Regions from separate parts of the Homo sapiens genome. Here region 2 is linked to region 1. A link is an interaction called in ENCODE POLR2A ChIA-PET data of the cell type or tissue named here. Cell type or tissue: PC-3. All regions are shown on one strand. Links, peaks and the distances in the headings refer to the core of each region. The heading gives the core; the rest is flanking DNA.

What was found. ChIA-PET counts read pairs that join two places held together with the same protein. Peaks named below come from ENCODE experiments on the same cell type or tissue, not always from the same donor. Only the 100,000 strongest peaks of a DNase experiment are listed, where the experiment ranks them.
Region 2: POLR2A ChIA-PET joins it to region 1 with 11 read pairs; 2 of 35 experiments call an interaction of 5 or more read pairs at or near these places.

What each region holds. Positions count from the first base shown.
Region 1 is chr4:73,729,125-73,737,337 of GRCh38, forward strand. No RefSeq gene overlaps it. Among named protein-coding and RNA genes, the nearest start is that of CXCL8, 7.3 kb to the right of the region's middle. In PC-3, for the core only: no CTCF peak of the experiment used is centred there; DNase peaks (open chromatin) are centred at 5,817 and 6,267; H3K4me3 peaks cover 405 bases; H3K27ac peaks cover 3,413 bases.
Region 2 is chr4:73,834,541-73,842,177 of GRCh38, forward strand. It overlaps CXCL6 (C-X-C motif chemokine ligand 6), which reads left to right and starts at 2,138. Exons shown (of 4, transcript NM_002993.4): 1 at 2,138-2,319; 2 at 2,424-2,556; 3 at 2,663-2,746; 4 at 3,083-4,220. The coding sequence starts at 2,211. The coding sequence ends at 3,101. RefSeq lists a silencer at 2,112-2,406. In PC-3, for the core only: no CTCF peak of the experiment used is centred there; no DNase peak of the experiment used is centred there; H3K4me3 peaks cover 3,067 bases; H3K27ac peaks cover 3,208 bases.

The sequences.
Region 1 (8,213 bases), core at 3,214-8,213:
CCTGGGAGGTGTAATTTCTTTCTTTCTTTCTTTTTTTTTTTTTTGTCTTTTTCTTTTCTTTGAGATGGAGTCTTACTCTGATATCCGGGCTAGAGTGCAGTGGTGCAATCTTGGCTCAATGCAGCCTCTGGCTCCTGGGTTCAAGTGATTCTCTTGCCTCAGCCTCCTGAGTAGCTGGGATTCCAGGTGCCTGCCACCACACTCAGATAATTGTTGTATTTTTAGTAGAGACGGGATTTTGCCAAGTTGGCCAAGCTGGTCTCGAACTCATGACCTTAGGCGATCCACCCATCTCGGCCTCCGAAAGTGCTGGGATTATAGGTGTGAGCTACTGGGCCCTGCTGGGAGGCCTAATTTCAGAGACGTGGAAGTTCCAATGAAGATGAAACTGGGAGGAGGTGGATGCAGAAAATGACAAGCTCCAGTGTTTAAATCCAACAACAGCACACACATACACATACACAGAGGAAATGAGCAAGTGAACTGGTACCATTCCACAGAAATGAGAAAAGCTGAGAAATAGAGGACAACGTGCTTGCCTAAGATTCTGGCTGCATTTACTGAAACTCTCCCAGCCCTGCCTTTCAGCAGTTCTTCTGTGGATGGGAGTGTGACAGTGCTGCCTTCTGACCACAAGGTGGGGCTTATACTGGGATACACTGACTATCAGAAGGATTTCTTGTTTGAGCCTTTTCCTTTTAGAAATCTTTCTATATTGCCAACTAGATATGATTAAGGGCTTACTATACGTTACCTTACCAAGCTCCAAGATTCCAAAAACATCCAAGTTGGAATTTGTGCAGAGCTTAAGACCTGTACTTGGACACTTACTTACCACAGAAAAGAGAAAAATATGTCATTTTTCCTGAATTTCTTTTTCCCTCACTGTGGTATATTTATTAAGGTAGGTGGTGGCTTGTTGTGTTGTAAGTTTCTACTACAGAGCCCTTGTGAAGGTCAAGGTGGGCCTGAGTCATCGCCTTTCTTTTCTTATTCTTCTTTTTAAATAATATCAATATTTTAAAGAGAAAGAAGAGAAATGTCACAACAAAATTATAAAACTTTTACAAATACATTAACTGCCTATATTTAATAAATTAACATGTTTAGATTGCACAAATATATTGCAATGTATTTGTGGTATTAAAAGTATAAGCACTTCGTAGTATACTCAGATTCTATGTTCAGGACAGGATAAGATTTTAAAGTTAAGTATTATGTGTCTTCTGTTTTCAATCTTATCAAAATATCTCTGGCTGGCAGCTTGACCTTATTTGTTAATAACACTGAAGATCAGCTTTAAGGGTTTTTGTGAATGCAAAGCCCTGGACAAATATACTCCTCCCACCCCGCCCATTTGATGAACTGTTTACAAACCACAGATGTCATTGAATAGATTTAATGGAGGTGAGGTCACTGGGCATGTTTCACCCTTTTAAGCACAAAATTCAGACCCGTCAGAAACTTTTCCTGATGCTCTTGCAACCTTATTTACTAAGCTTAAAAGAGTTTTGTTAAACTAGTTTTCAAGACTTGGGCCACTGGGACATGAACACTAAGTGGGCTGCCAGAGCTCTACCCAGGCTGGACTTCATTCTGCAGAGGGAAGAGAGCTCAAGCTTTGGGGCCAGAGACCTGGGTGCTGATTTAAATTCAGGTTTGGGTCCAGCTGCTTGCTTGCTATGTGTGTACAATTTTAACTCCCTGAGCCTGTTTTCTTAAACATAAAAATGGAGATAATAGCGCCAAGCACATAAATTTGTGATGAGAATTAAATGAATTAACTTTTATAAAGAACCCAGTACAGGAGCTGGAAGACAATAAATATTACCCTGCCCCCCACCCCTCTATCTGCCTCCGTGCCTCCTCATTATTTCCACCACCAGCCATAGCCACTGGGTCACACAACTATGGGCCTAATTGCCTAATTGAGGATATCCACTGAGGATGTGGTCAGAAGAGCTCTATCAAGCAAGAGTTGCCCCACATTCAAATAATTCTGCAACTTTAGTTTAGTTGCTCCATCCTTCCAATTGCTCACACCTGAAGTCTTCATCGTCTGTGACTTTTGTCTTTTTCTCATGTCTTATACCTAATCCTTCAGGGTTTTGTGCTGTCTCTACCTTAAATTATCCAGAATTTGACCACTAGTCACCACGCTTGTCTAATGTAAGCAATTATCATCTCTCTCCTGGATTTCCATCATGCCCTCTAACTGGTTATCCTGCTTTGCTTCCCTTCCTCCTGCCATACTCCTTTTTACCCTAGCTGTCAGAGTGTCAGATCATGTCACTGATTTTCCAAAGACACTGCAATGGTTCTCCCCACAGAGTGAAAGCTGGAATCCTTGCGATGACCCGCAAGGCCTATCTAGTGTGGCCACTTGCTGTCTGTCCTCCTTTCCCATTCACCAGCTCTCCCTGCTCCAGCCACACTGGCCTCCTTACTGTTCCTCATACACGCCAGTCATGCTCCCAACTAACTGTTAACTCTCACTGTCCCTTTGCCTGGAATGCTCGCCCACATAGTCAGAGCCAATTCCTACTTTCTTCCATTTGTAGCTCGGCATCAATCTCTCAAGGAGGCTTCCTCTGACTCTCCAATGCTGCAGTCTGCTCACTCCTCACACACCTGACTCCCCTAATTCCCCCATCTGTTTTATGTTTATTTTTTCATAACATTTATTCACCGAAGGCACTTCCTAAGGGTAGGCATTTCTATTTGTGATATTCATTAACCTTTCCCAAGCACCTAGAAAAGTGTTTGGGATATAGAAAGTGTTCTGTAAATATCTGTTAAATGGATGAGTGATGGGAAAGTTAAGCCTCTCTACATATATTTTCAAGCAATATTCACTAAGTTTGATGCTTTTGCTTCAGAGCAAATCAGTTGGGTTTATTTCCTTCTTTCTTACTTTTTTTTCTTAGTATTTTTCCAACTCCAACCACATTACTTGTTTCACAACGACAGGTTAAACGGTTGCAACTTGTCTGAGAGTCATGAGGAAATCAGGCAAGAGGAAACAGTGTCGGCAAGAGAAGAGCGCAGGAAGCACTTCCTTCTTTTCTTGGGGGCAGGGAATAGGCGTCTGATGGTAATGCACACCATCACCATGGCCTCCAATTACAGCTCCTTACTTCATTGAACCCATGCCCTTCTCCTCTTGGTTGAAGAGAACTTTGCAAATGGCAATGTTTAGTTAGCCACATTGAAGGACGAGTACATATTCTCTTACAGTTTTGCTAAATCTGAGAGTTGGGTAAGTGTCCTCTGCTGGTACAAGTGGGCAAGTTTCCCAGAGGAAGTTCTCCATTTCACATACCTTAGCTTACAGGGTAATAAAACAGTCAGAAGAGCTGTATAGGCAAACCCCATCATTTTACAAATGAAAAACCTGAGGCCTCGATAGGAGGGACTCGTCCTTCTACTGGGTTATGATGTCCCTCTCCCCTCACTGAATCAAGATTCTCTTCTCCAGTCTTCTAAGTCTAATCTGGCAGGAGAGGAGGGGAGAAAGAAGATAAATGTGCTCAAAGGAAAGTCTGTAAGTCTTACAGACACATGAGAGAAACCCCCTGAGACAGCACAGAATTCTGGACTCTCTGCTTAGGTTCTAATCCTAACTCTGTTTCCTACTTGCTGGATGACCTTCTGCAAGTTATTAAATACTTAACCTAAGTTTGTTTTCTTATCTTTTAAATGGCGATATTTAATACTAAAATATAGGGTTGTTGTGAATATTACAAAAATAAAACATGAAGTACTCAGTAATAAGATTCTGTAAGTACAATTATTCTTGAGTGAGAACTTTGTATACCCATTGCTAAAGTCCAAGCAAGTCAAACCTAGAAAAGAAATGTGCTATTTTTAACTTTTCTCATTAACCTTGGCTTTCTAGTACCTGCTTCATTTATCTTTGGGTCTCTTGATGATGTGCTTTCATGGTCCTGTTTTTCTGGCTGGTTGTGTTATTTCTTACCTACCTCCCCCACCCACCCTTCCCATTTTGCTTTTATATCCAGCTTTGTAGGAGATGGTGCCAGTTGTGTTTTCCAGGTCCACCTCCCACTCTTGGGGGAAAGGAAGTGCATAAAAAGTTCATCCAGCAAGTTTGGAGCAGACAGCTTTTCCTTTGTTTCAAAACTCCAATAGCATCTGTGAGTGGTGATTTCCTCCTTCCTGGTTTAGGGACCACATGGAGTGATTTAATATAGACAAGTAAGGTGATGCAGTCAAAAAACATTCTAAATGAGTTTTGAGATAAATGCTAGATGAGAGAATAAGCCACCTAAAAATGAAAAGGGCTCAAATCTGGAAATCAGACAATTTGGGGGCACCAGGTTATACTGAAAGAGATAAAGAAGTTTTATGTCCTTATTTTGCCATAAATTTGAGGAATGCTGAGAGATTGGCCAGTATCTCAAAACTCATACACAATCTGAATTATTTTTTAATTTTGTTTTCTTTTTATGTGAAATAATTATGTAGCTTTTCTTGAATATATCTATTTTGGGGAAATGAAGAGAATTATGGAAGAACTAAAATGTAACCCTTCTCTTCAGCCTCCTTTTGCCATTGACACTGCTTTTCAGTAGATTTGTGAAGGAGGCTACCTCAGTTGAAAGTAGTACTCAGTTTTGATCTTTTTCTAGATGGATTTGGGTCTTACTCTTATAGGTCACAAGAATATGAAAGGTCACTCAAATCTTGCCTTTATATACCATGAGTGTTCTCTTCCTCCTCATTCTGCTCCTTATCCATCTCCACTTTCTCTTTTGAAAACTTCAAAAAACGTTTTCTGAATTCTGTCCAGGACATATCCAGAAAGAGCAGGCACCATTCAGAAAATGCCACTTCTCTTTCAATTGATTTGACTTAAAGGTAGTACACATAGGATTAGCTCATTATTGTCAAATGTAATACCTCCAACTTACCCTTTACTGATTTTAGCCCTTAGGGGTTTATAAGGGAGTTCAGTAAACTCCCTGAAACTTCATGCCAGCATTCATCCTTGAGGCTGAGCAGAAGGTATAAAACTTTCATTATATTTTCAAAGACTTAAATGGTTAAAGTAAGAAAGGTTAAGAACCACTGAGATAATACTTAAAATGGAAGCTAAACTGTTTTAGTCTTAGCACAGTCAACGTTAATTAGACAAAACCTATAGAACACCATTTATATTCACTCTCTGGCCTCCAGAAACAGTGTGTGGTCCCTTGGAGTCTCCACAGTTCTGTGAAATGCAGTTGATGGGAAAGAGCAAGCAGCAGAGCCTCTCCCCCAGTGGTGGACTTCAGTTGCCAGGACTTCCCGCATGCTGCTCACCATCCTTTATGCCACTGTATCCTAACCTGTTATTTCTTACCCTTGCCTTCAAGGAGCCTAGAAGATATCGGATGGTTAATTCACCAGTGGAATGAAACTGCTGTTTGGCTGCACAGTTTACTGCTTTATCTATCCACCACTGCTAAATTAGAGCACTAACTAAAACTGTATTTTCCATGCTAAGTTCTTCTCTGTTCATGGAAATAAAATAATTGTCCCCAAGGGAGAACAAAAACAAAGATAAGCATTTTCGTTTTCTTTCGTTGACATTGTTCTTGTTTGGATAGGTTGCAAGAACTGGGAAATTTCTGCTTTCATTCAAGAAATGTTTGTAGAACATTGTTACATGCAGGCACTAATCTGGAAGCTGGAACACAGTCTAAATAAAGCAGTTGTAGTCTCTGATTTTGTGGAATTTCCAGTCAAGTGGGTGAGACAAATATCAATAAATGGTTACACAAATGGGTGGAGAGCTCATCATTTCAATGGAATCCATCAATGTGGAATGTCTATGTGGGTTAAACTTTGTCTTAAATACTTCAGTCACCCCAAGGCCAAAGTGAGGAGAAAGATGCAGTTAAGATGAAGCTCATATTGTGAAACAAAAACTTTAAAAATAAAAGTTTTAGGAGAGTTGTGAGAAACAAAATATAGAAATTATAGCATAGTAACTGCTTTTTTTCCCTAAGTCACTTTCTTCAAGTTGCTAAGAGTTTTATCTCAACTGAGCTTTTAAAAATTTTACATCTATTTATAAAAATAATAGATCAAAATAATAAAGAAACTTTTGAGAAAATAAGAAAAACATCACTACATATCACTACAGAATCATAACCACCTTTGAATCAGCATGAAAACTTTTCTTTTTTTCCCTTAGTCATTTGACTTATTGCTTGGTGTGAGTCTTGTTTACCACAAGACACAATTAAATGCACGCATCAGTTCAGTCATTTCTAACATAGCAACTTCCCTTTTTGCCAAGTGATCTCATTTCCTATTTTTTTGGAAAGAAATACTAGTAACATGTAACGTGATCACTGCCATGTCAAAGATACATTTTTTTTGTAAACATTGGAGTAAATAATGCCTAAGTGTTTTAGAATAAATCTAATAAAGAAATTAGGTCTACACATAATTTTGTTTTACTTTTTTTTTTTTTTCTTGCGACAGGCTCTCTGTCACCCAGGCTGGAGTACAGTGGCATGATAACAGCTCCCTGCAGCCTCGACCTCCCTGGCTCAAGTGATCTTCCCACCTCAGCCTCCTGAGTAGCTGGGACTACAGGCATGCACCACCACGCCCGGCTAATATTTGTATATTTTTGTAGAGACAGAGTTTCATCATGTTGCCCAGGCTAGTCTTGAACTCCTGGGCTCAAGTGCTCCACCTGAATTGGCCTTCCAAATTACAGGCATAGCCACCACAGTGAGCCCTTTTTTTTTTTTAATAAATTTAACAAAGAAAAGAAATAGCTACAAGTAAATATTTACTTTTTTTTTTCATATTGAAGATTGGCTGATCTTAGCCTTTCTAAGTCCTTAATAAATGCCTGTTTACACAACTGGTGTCTTCCCCTAAACCTAAACTTCAAACTTCAAACTCCAAACTCCACCGATTTGGATAGTATTAGAAATGGCATTCATATTAATGGTTATAGTACATTTTTTTACATGTGAATGCAAATGGAATTGTTAGGCATTAAAAAAGAAAGCTTATATAGTGGAAGAAAATAAAGCATCTAGACATAAGCTTTAAGAGATCTATTGTGTTAATACAGCTTTACTTTTTGAGTGGTAAGCTTTTAAAAAGAAATGTGGTGCTCTAACTCCAGGAAAAGATAAGGGTGACTGAAGTGATAGTCTAGAGGAAAAAGATGCAGACATTTACTGAGTACCTCCAATGTGCCAGGTGCCATTCTGGGCATTTTCATTATGTTTCCTCATTTAATTCTCATGGTGATCCTTTGGAACTGTGTTATTCTCATTTTTACAGATGAGGTAACTGAGAGACAGTCAGATTAAAGAACTGCCTATGATTGTTTGGCTAATAATAAGTGGAGGGGTGAGGCTTGAAGGCAGGTTTGTCTTATTCCAACACCCATACATACCCTTAAATTTAAGTTATTCTGACTTGTGTTGCTCAAATCCAATGTGTTCAGCTGTTTGCTTCTCCAATTACCAAGATTTTTCTTTAAAAGGTAGGACACTTTTGGCAACACGAACCAACTTTGCTCAGTATTGTTATAAACTGTTAACTGGAGACATTTGAATTTGGAGATGGAACTGAAATGGTCTTGCGGTACTAGAGAAGATCAAGTTATCACATAAACAAAGTACAGAGCTGAGAACATATTTTAAATCTTTCCACTAACTCTGACTTTTATTGACTAAAATTTTAGTGGGCAGTATGTTTATGTTTATGACTCTTAACATTAACAACATCGTAAGTCAAACTCACTAATATATGTTAAGCATTCTGTTTATGATTCTTTTAACCTAGAGGATTGTTGAGCTGGGACTAATTTCCTCAAATGGGAAAAAAACCCAGGTGAGAGCTGAGACTGCTCCTGAGACTGAGAAAGGCAGCTCTGACGGGATCTCAGATTTTAGCAGCAGGAGTTGAACAATGGGCATAGAATCAGCTTGCCCAAGATCTCCTGATTAATAAACCATGGAACAAGATTTAAACCCAAGTTCATTTCATTTCAAAGCTCATACCACATTTTGCCCACCATATTTTGCTTTGTTATATGACTACAACTTAGTTCAGGCTTACAAAAAAGTCCTAATTCTAAAATTCCTATGGCGTGGGTGGGAGGGGATTTAGATGATTTTGCATAGGCAAGAAACACCCAGTTTCATGGAGTTTGATGGAAGAGTTATGTACTA
Region 2 (7,637 bases), core at 1-5,000, 100 kb after region 1:
AGTATTCCATGGTGTATATGTGCCACATTTTCTTAATCCAGTCTATCATTGTTGGACATTTGGGTTGGTTCCAAGTCTTTGCTATTGTGAATAGTGCTGCAATAAACATTCGTGTGCATGTGTCTTTATAGCAGCATGATTTATAGTCCTTTGGGTATATACCCAGTAATGGGACGGCTGGGTCAAATGGTATTTGTAGTTCTAGATCCCTGAGGAATCGCCACACTGACTTCCACACTGGTTGAACTAGTTTACAGTCCCACCAACAGTGTAAAAGTGTTCCCATTTCTCCACATCCTCTCCAGCACCTGTTGTTTCCTGACTTTTTAATGATTGCCATTCTAACTGGTGTGAGATGGTATCTCATTGTGGTTTTGATTTGCATTTCTCTGATGGCCAGTGATGGTGAGCATTGTTTCATGTGTTTTTTGGCTGCATAAATGTCTTGAGAAGTGTCTGTTCATGTCCTTCATCCACTTTTTGATGGGGTTGTTTGTTTTTTTGTTGTAAATTTGTTTGAGTTCATTGTAGGTTCTGGATATTAGCCCTTTGTCAGATGAGTAGGTCGCGAAAATTTTCTCCCATTTTGTAGGTTGCCTGTTCACTCTGATGGTAGTTTCTTTTGCTGTGCAGAAGCTCTTGAGTTTAATTAGATCCCATTTGTCAATTTTGGCTTTTGTTGCCATTGCTTTTGGTGTTTTATACATGAAGACCTTGCCCATGCCTATGTCCTGAATGGGTAATGCCTAGGTTTTCTTCTAGGGTTTTTATGGTTTCAGGTCTAACGTTTAAGTCTTTAATCCATCTTGAATTAATTTTTGTATAAGGTGTAAGGAAGGGATCCAGTTTCAGCTTTCTACATATGGCTAGCCAGTTTTCCCAGCACCATTTATTAAATAGGGAATCCTTTCCCTATTGCTTGTTTTTCTCAGGTTTGTCAAAGATCAGATAGTTGTAGATATGCGGCATTATTTCTGAGGGCTCTGTTCTGTTCCATTGATCTATATCTCTGTTTTGGTACCAGTACCATGCTGTTTTGGTTACTGTAGCCTTGTAGTATAGTTTGAAGTCAGGTAGCGTGATGCCTCCAGCTTGGTTCTTTTGGCTTAGGATTGACTTGGCCATGCGGGCTCTTTTTTGGTTCCATATGAACTTTCAAGTAGTTTTTTCCAATTCTGTGAAGAAAGTCATTGGTAGCTTGATGGGGATGGTATTGAATCTATAAGTTACCTTGGGCAGTATGGCCATATTCACGATATTGATTTTTCCTACCCATGAGCATGGAATATTCTTCCATTTGTTTGTATCCTCTTTTATTTCATTGAGCAGTGGTTTGTAGTTCTCCTTGAAGAGGTCCTTCATGTCCCTTGTAAGTTGGATTCCTAGGTATTTTATTCTCTTTGAAGCAATTGTGAATGGGAGTTCACTCATGATTTGGCTCTCTGTTTGTTTGTTATTGGTGTATAAGAATGCTTGTGATTTTTGTGCATTGATTTTGTATCCTGAGACTTTGCTGAAGTTGCTTATCAGCTTAAGGAGATTTTGGGCTGAGACCATGTCTCTGTTTGTTTGTTATTGGTGTATAAGAATGCTTGTGATTTTTGTGCATTGATTTTGTATCCTGAGACTTTGCTGAAGTTGCTTATCAGCTTAAGGAGATTTTGGGCTGAGACCATGGGGTTTTCTAGATATACAATTATGTAATTTGCAAATAGGGACAATTTGACTTCCTCTTTTCCTAATTGAATACCCTTTATTTCCTTCTCCTGCCTAATTGTCCTGGCCATTGGAGAGGAGGAGCATCTCCCAGACAGCTGCGTGCCTCAGAGAAGCCAGCCTCGCTAACCCCTCAAGCCCAGGGGATGAGACCCTGCTGAATCGCTGCTCTATTTTGGCTGGAGCCACAGCTCCCTCCACCGCGGGGCGGGGCTAAAATGTCCTCCCCCTTAAGGGAGCAGGCAGCTCCTCCCAGCCACCCACCCCACCAATTCCCATCCTCCCGCCCCCCTCCACCAACCCCTTCTTTCCACACTGCCCCCTGAGTTCAGGGAATTTCCCCAGCATCCCAAAGCTTGAGTTTCCTGCCAGTCGGGAGGGATGAATGCAGATAAAGGGAGTGCAGAAGGCACGAGGAAACCAAAGTGCTCTGTATCCTCCAGTCTCCGCGCCTCCACCCAGCTCAGGAACCCGCGAACCCTCTCTTGACCACTATGAGCCTCCCGTCCAGCCGCGCGGCCCGTGTCCCGGGTCCTTCGGGCTCCTTGTGCGCGCTGCTCGCGCTGCTGCTCCTGCTGACGCCGCCGGGGCCCCTCGCCAGCGGTGAGAGCTCCTGGCACTGGGGTGCATCCCAGCCTCTGCGGGGCCGCTGCGTTCCAGGGAACTCTCCCAGCAACCTGCCCTATAAAAATGTCTTTCTTCCCCAGCTGGTCCTGTCTCTGCTGTGCTGACAGAGCTGCGTTGCACTTGTTTACGCGTTACGCTGAGAGTAAACCCCAAAACGATTGGTAAACTGCAGGTGTTCCCCGCAGGCCCGCAGTGCTCCAAGGTGGAAGTGGTGTAAGTTCTCCTGTGTTGCTGTGTCCACTGTGACTTAGGCAAGTCCTCCAGCCTGGGTCGTCAACCTTTGTGGCTCATGGGTGCATCCTCTTTTTCTTTACTTCAGAGCCTCCCTGAAGAACGGGAAGCAAGTTTGTCTGGACCCGGAAGCCCCTTTTCTAAAGAAAGTCATCCAGAAAATTTTGGACAGGTATTTGTCCCTTTGATCTTTGTGGTGTTTTAATATCTTCTATGGAAAGCATATACTTCACAATGTCCTTATTCTCTCTGTAGGATTTAGACTATGCTTAGAATTATAAGGTTGTTAAGAAGAATAAGGAAACTTTTTTTCTGGAATGTTCTGGGTAAACCTTTATCACCAATCTTACATGCCTGAACAATTACACAGAGCTCATTACTGACATCTATTTTTTGTCTGCTCTTTGCTTTTATTGATTTTTTTCCCCCACCAAACGCTTTTGAAAACCAAATGTAGCATACAAGAGTGTGGGAATTGGTTATACTAATATAACTCTTTTCTCAACAGTGGAAACAAGAAAAACTGAGTAACAAAAAAGACCATGCATCATAAAATTGCCCAGTCTTCAGCGGAGCAGTTTTCTGGAGATCCCTGGACCCAGTAAGAATAAGAAGGAAGGGTTGGTTTTTTTCCATTTTCTACATGGATTCCCTACTTTGAAGAGTGTGGGGGAAAGCCTACGCTTCTCCCTGAAGTTTACAGCTCAGCTAATGAAGTACTAATATAGTATTTCCACTATTTACTGTTATTTTACCTGATAAGTTATTGAACCCTTTGGCAATTGACCATATTGTGAGCAAAGAATCACTGGTTATTAGTCTTTCAATGAATATTGAATTGAAGATAACTATTGTATTTCTATCATACATTCCTTAAAGTCTTACCGAAAAGGCTGTGGATTTCGTATGGAAATAATGTTTTATTAGTGTGCTGTTGAGGGAGGTATCCTGTTGTTCTTACTCACTCTTCTCATAAAATAGGAAATATTTTAGTTCTGTTTCTTGGGGAATATGTTACTCTTTACCCTAGGATGCTATTTAAGTTGTACTGTATTAGAACACTGGGTGTGTCATACCGTTATCTGTGCAGAATATATTTCCTTATTCAGAATTTCTAAAAATTTAAGTTCTGTAAGGGCTAATATATTCTCTTCCTATGGTTTTAGACGTTTGATGTCTTCTTAGTATGGCATAATGTCATGATTTACTCATTAAACTTTGATTTTGTATGCTATTTTTTCACTATAGGATGACTATAATTCTGGTCACTAAATATACACTTTAGATAGATGAAGAAGCCCAAAAACAGATAAATTCCTGATTGCTAATTTACATAGAAATGTATTCTCTTGGTTTTTTAAATAAAAGCAAAATTAACAATGATCTGTGCTCTGAAAGTTTTGAAAATATATTTGAACAATTTGAATATAAATTCATCATTTAGTCCTCAAAATATATATAGCATTGCTAAGATTTTCAGATATCTATTGTGGATCTTTTAAAGGTTTTGACCATTTTGTTATGAGGAATTATACATGTATCACATTCACTATATTAAAATTGCACTTTTATTTTTTCCTGTGTGTCATGTTGGTTTTTGGTACTTGTATTGTCATTTGGAGAAACAATAAAAGATTTCTAAACCACTGATGTTGTTTCTCCTTCTTATACAGTTACTATTTATCTTTAATTCTACATTATTCAAAATATTACCTCTGCTCTTCTCTGGCTGGCAGAGAGGGCCCTCATTCCCCAATACCATTGCATTGGTTCAACTTTTCTCCATGTTCAGCCCCCTTCCAGTTACTCCTTCACAGCACCAATAGCCTCTGGGGTCTTTAGAAAACACAAATAGGATAAGATTTTCCTATCTAAATTCTTAAATGGCTCCCTGTTTCCTAGACATGAAATAAAAGTTGCTAAACATGATGAATGAGGTTCTGTCTCATCTCACTCCTGATCATCAGTACTTCAACTTCCCTTGTGCCTCACATTCACTATAGTCAGGCGTTCAGTTCCCTAACTAGGCATGTTCTTTCCCCAGGCTCATGACTTTGTATTTGCTAGGGTCTCTACCTGGAAAGCATTTACGTTTTCCTGCGTATAAGAGGAGGCTTATTCATCCTTCAGAACTCAGTTCAAGCAATATCTCCTTCGTGAATTTTCCTTGGCACACTCAGCAAAGCTTGTGGTTTGCATCTTGGTGTTCTCATAGCATCTTCTAGACATCTGCACTACAACAAATATATTCCATTGCTTTTATTTGTTTATAGGTTTCTTCATCTAACTGTATTAAGAGCTCTCCTAGAACATCGACCATATTTCATCCAACTCTGCATTCCAAATGTGTGGCATGGAATGACTTAATGAATTAATAAGTTATCCTGACCCTCAGGTAGTCAGATGTTATACTAAAATCAATAATCTGGCTCATGGTAGATTTTGATTAAATTGTAATTTGTTCACCTTCTTTTCTCCTTCTTGTCTACAGGTAATCCAACAGGGCTTTAGCATGTGTAATCCACCCACCCCTCATTTTCACTTAGCTACCTCCCATCTTTCCTTCCTTTGGGGATAGCTTACATATCATTTTCTTGATACAATCTTTATAACTCTTACTCCTCCCAGATTAAGATCCCTTTTATATACTGTCATAGCACTCTGTACTTTTTATTCATAACATTTTCTCATGAAGGTGACTTTAGAGTTTATAGAGCATATAGACATGTGGTCATGTGTTTAGAGTCTATCTATTCTAGCTTCACTGTAAGTTCTATGAGAGCAGGGACAATGTTTATCATCTTTATCTCAGTTCCTGGTACAATGCCTAGCACATAGTGTATATTTAAACAAATGAGTGATCTGGTTAAACAAGTCTCTCTGTTTCTCTAGTATTAAAAGTGTCGTTTCATATAAAATACCTGTTCTTAGGAAAAGCAAGAAAATGAAACGAAGAAGACTAACCGAATTAGTATGTGTATACATACATTCACACTGCAGCTGGATTAATATATTATATATGTTTATATTGGCACGTACTTGTATACTTTAGTATATCTAACCTAGGCTTTCCTGTATGTTTTATCTCTCTCTTTATATATAAAATATAAATTGGATTAATATTTTTTAATTATTATATATTGATATATTTAAATAACAGAGAGAGAAAGAGACACAAAGATATGAAAAAACTTAAAAAGTAGCTTCAGAGATGGGTTTTCTAATCATTTTTTCAACAATAAAAAAGTACAAAATATCTCTAATTTTTTAAAATGCATTAAACTTCTGTGGTCTCTTTTTGCTCTCTCAAATGGTATTTTTTTTGAACTTATGGATGATACAGTAATTCTGGGGAAATACTAGAAAGCAAACCAAATTACAAAAATGAGCTCTAAATTTCAGTGTTTAAAACAATCCCTGCTATGTCACATTAACTCCAAAATACTTATTGAAAAATGCTTGATTATAAAAGATTAAAGAATATTAAATGCCCTTTGTACAGGTGAAATATAAGCTTCATAAGGAAATAAACATTGCTGGTTAGTTTTTTGTTTTTGTTTTTTTTTTTTGAGACCAAGTCTCACTGTCACCCAGGCTGGAGTTCAGTGACACAATCTCGGCTTACTGCAACCTCCGCCTCCCAGGTTCAAGTGATTCTCCTGCCTCAGCCTCCCATGTAGCTGGGACTACAGGCATGCACCACCACGCCTAGCTAATTTTTTGTATTTTTAGTAGAGATGTAGTTTCACCATGTCGGCCAGGCTTGTCTCAATGGTTTTTTGTTTGTTTGTTTTTTTGTTTGTTTGTTTGTTTTTATCATCAAGCTCTGTTTTTTTAAGAAGCAACACTTGTAAGTTTAGTTTGTTCATAGAAATAGAATGAAACATGATTTCTAATATTCTTGCAATTCTAGTTGTCAGGCCCATTCCGCAAATGGTCACTCTATAGAGAAAATAGATTACAGTATATTACTGAAGAGTAACCTATACAAGCAACTCAATGATAGCTACTGTTCACTCTTTCAACCATTCCTAGTTGATCTTTCTACTAGCAAACTCAAGGACTAACATATTTGGGGAAACTTAATCTAATGTAAATATCCTAGGGATAAGTCTTCTAGTTTCTTCATACTAACCCCTAAATACTATTTTCACTCTGTTATCCGTCTGAAACTCTATCTTATGTATAAAGTCACTAGATATTGAACAAATGCTCAGCTAAAATCTACTCTGTTACTGCTCCAATCCAGACAATTTTAAATGTATAATTAATGTCCTTCATTATACCAGAATTTCCTGTTTGCCTCTATGTGTGACGCATTCATATAATCCTTCAATTCCTGAAGGTATGACAAGATCTATGATAAAATATGACTAGTGGCTTTGTTTTTCTATCATGATTTTAATTCTTGCTTAAGGAAAATAATTGCTGTGGATAACTCTCATGTTGTATATAACTTCAAAATACCTTCCTGTATGTTACAAAATGAGAAATTTACCAGATGGAAGGAGCACTTGGGGATTTCTAGTTGCCTCCCTGACTAAATCAAGGAAGAGGAGGAGAAGGTACCATGATTTGGATTTTGGCTGACAGTCCTGGTTCATTCTTAGTCAGAAAAATTAATGTTATATTCCTAAGAAGGATTGTTCATACCTCAAATATGTGGAGTGAGATAAGAACATAGAAAGACCTAGAGTTTGGGTGTATAATTTTGTTTCTACAAATTTCAAAGTTCTGTTTCTGAAACATAGATAAGTTGCAAGGACGCTTCTCTGGAAAATCCACTTTTTTTTTTTTTTTTTTTTTGACGGAGTCTCGCTCTGTTGCCCAGGCTGGTGTGCAGTGGCGCAATCTCAGCTCACTGCAAGCTCCATCTCCTGGGTTCATGCCATTCTCTTGCCTCAGCCTCCTGAGTAGCTGGGACTACAGGTGCCTGCCACCACACCCAGCTAATTTTTTGTATTTTTAACAGAGACGTTTCTCTAACACATAAATTTATGTTTGTTTTTAATCTACCTCTAGGGTTAGATAAAGAGAAAACTAGTTGACTTACTTCCAGCAAG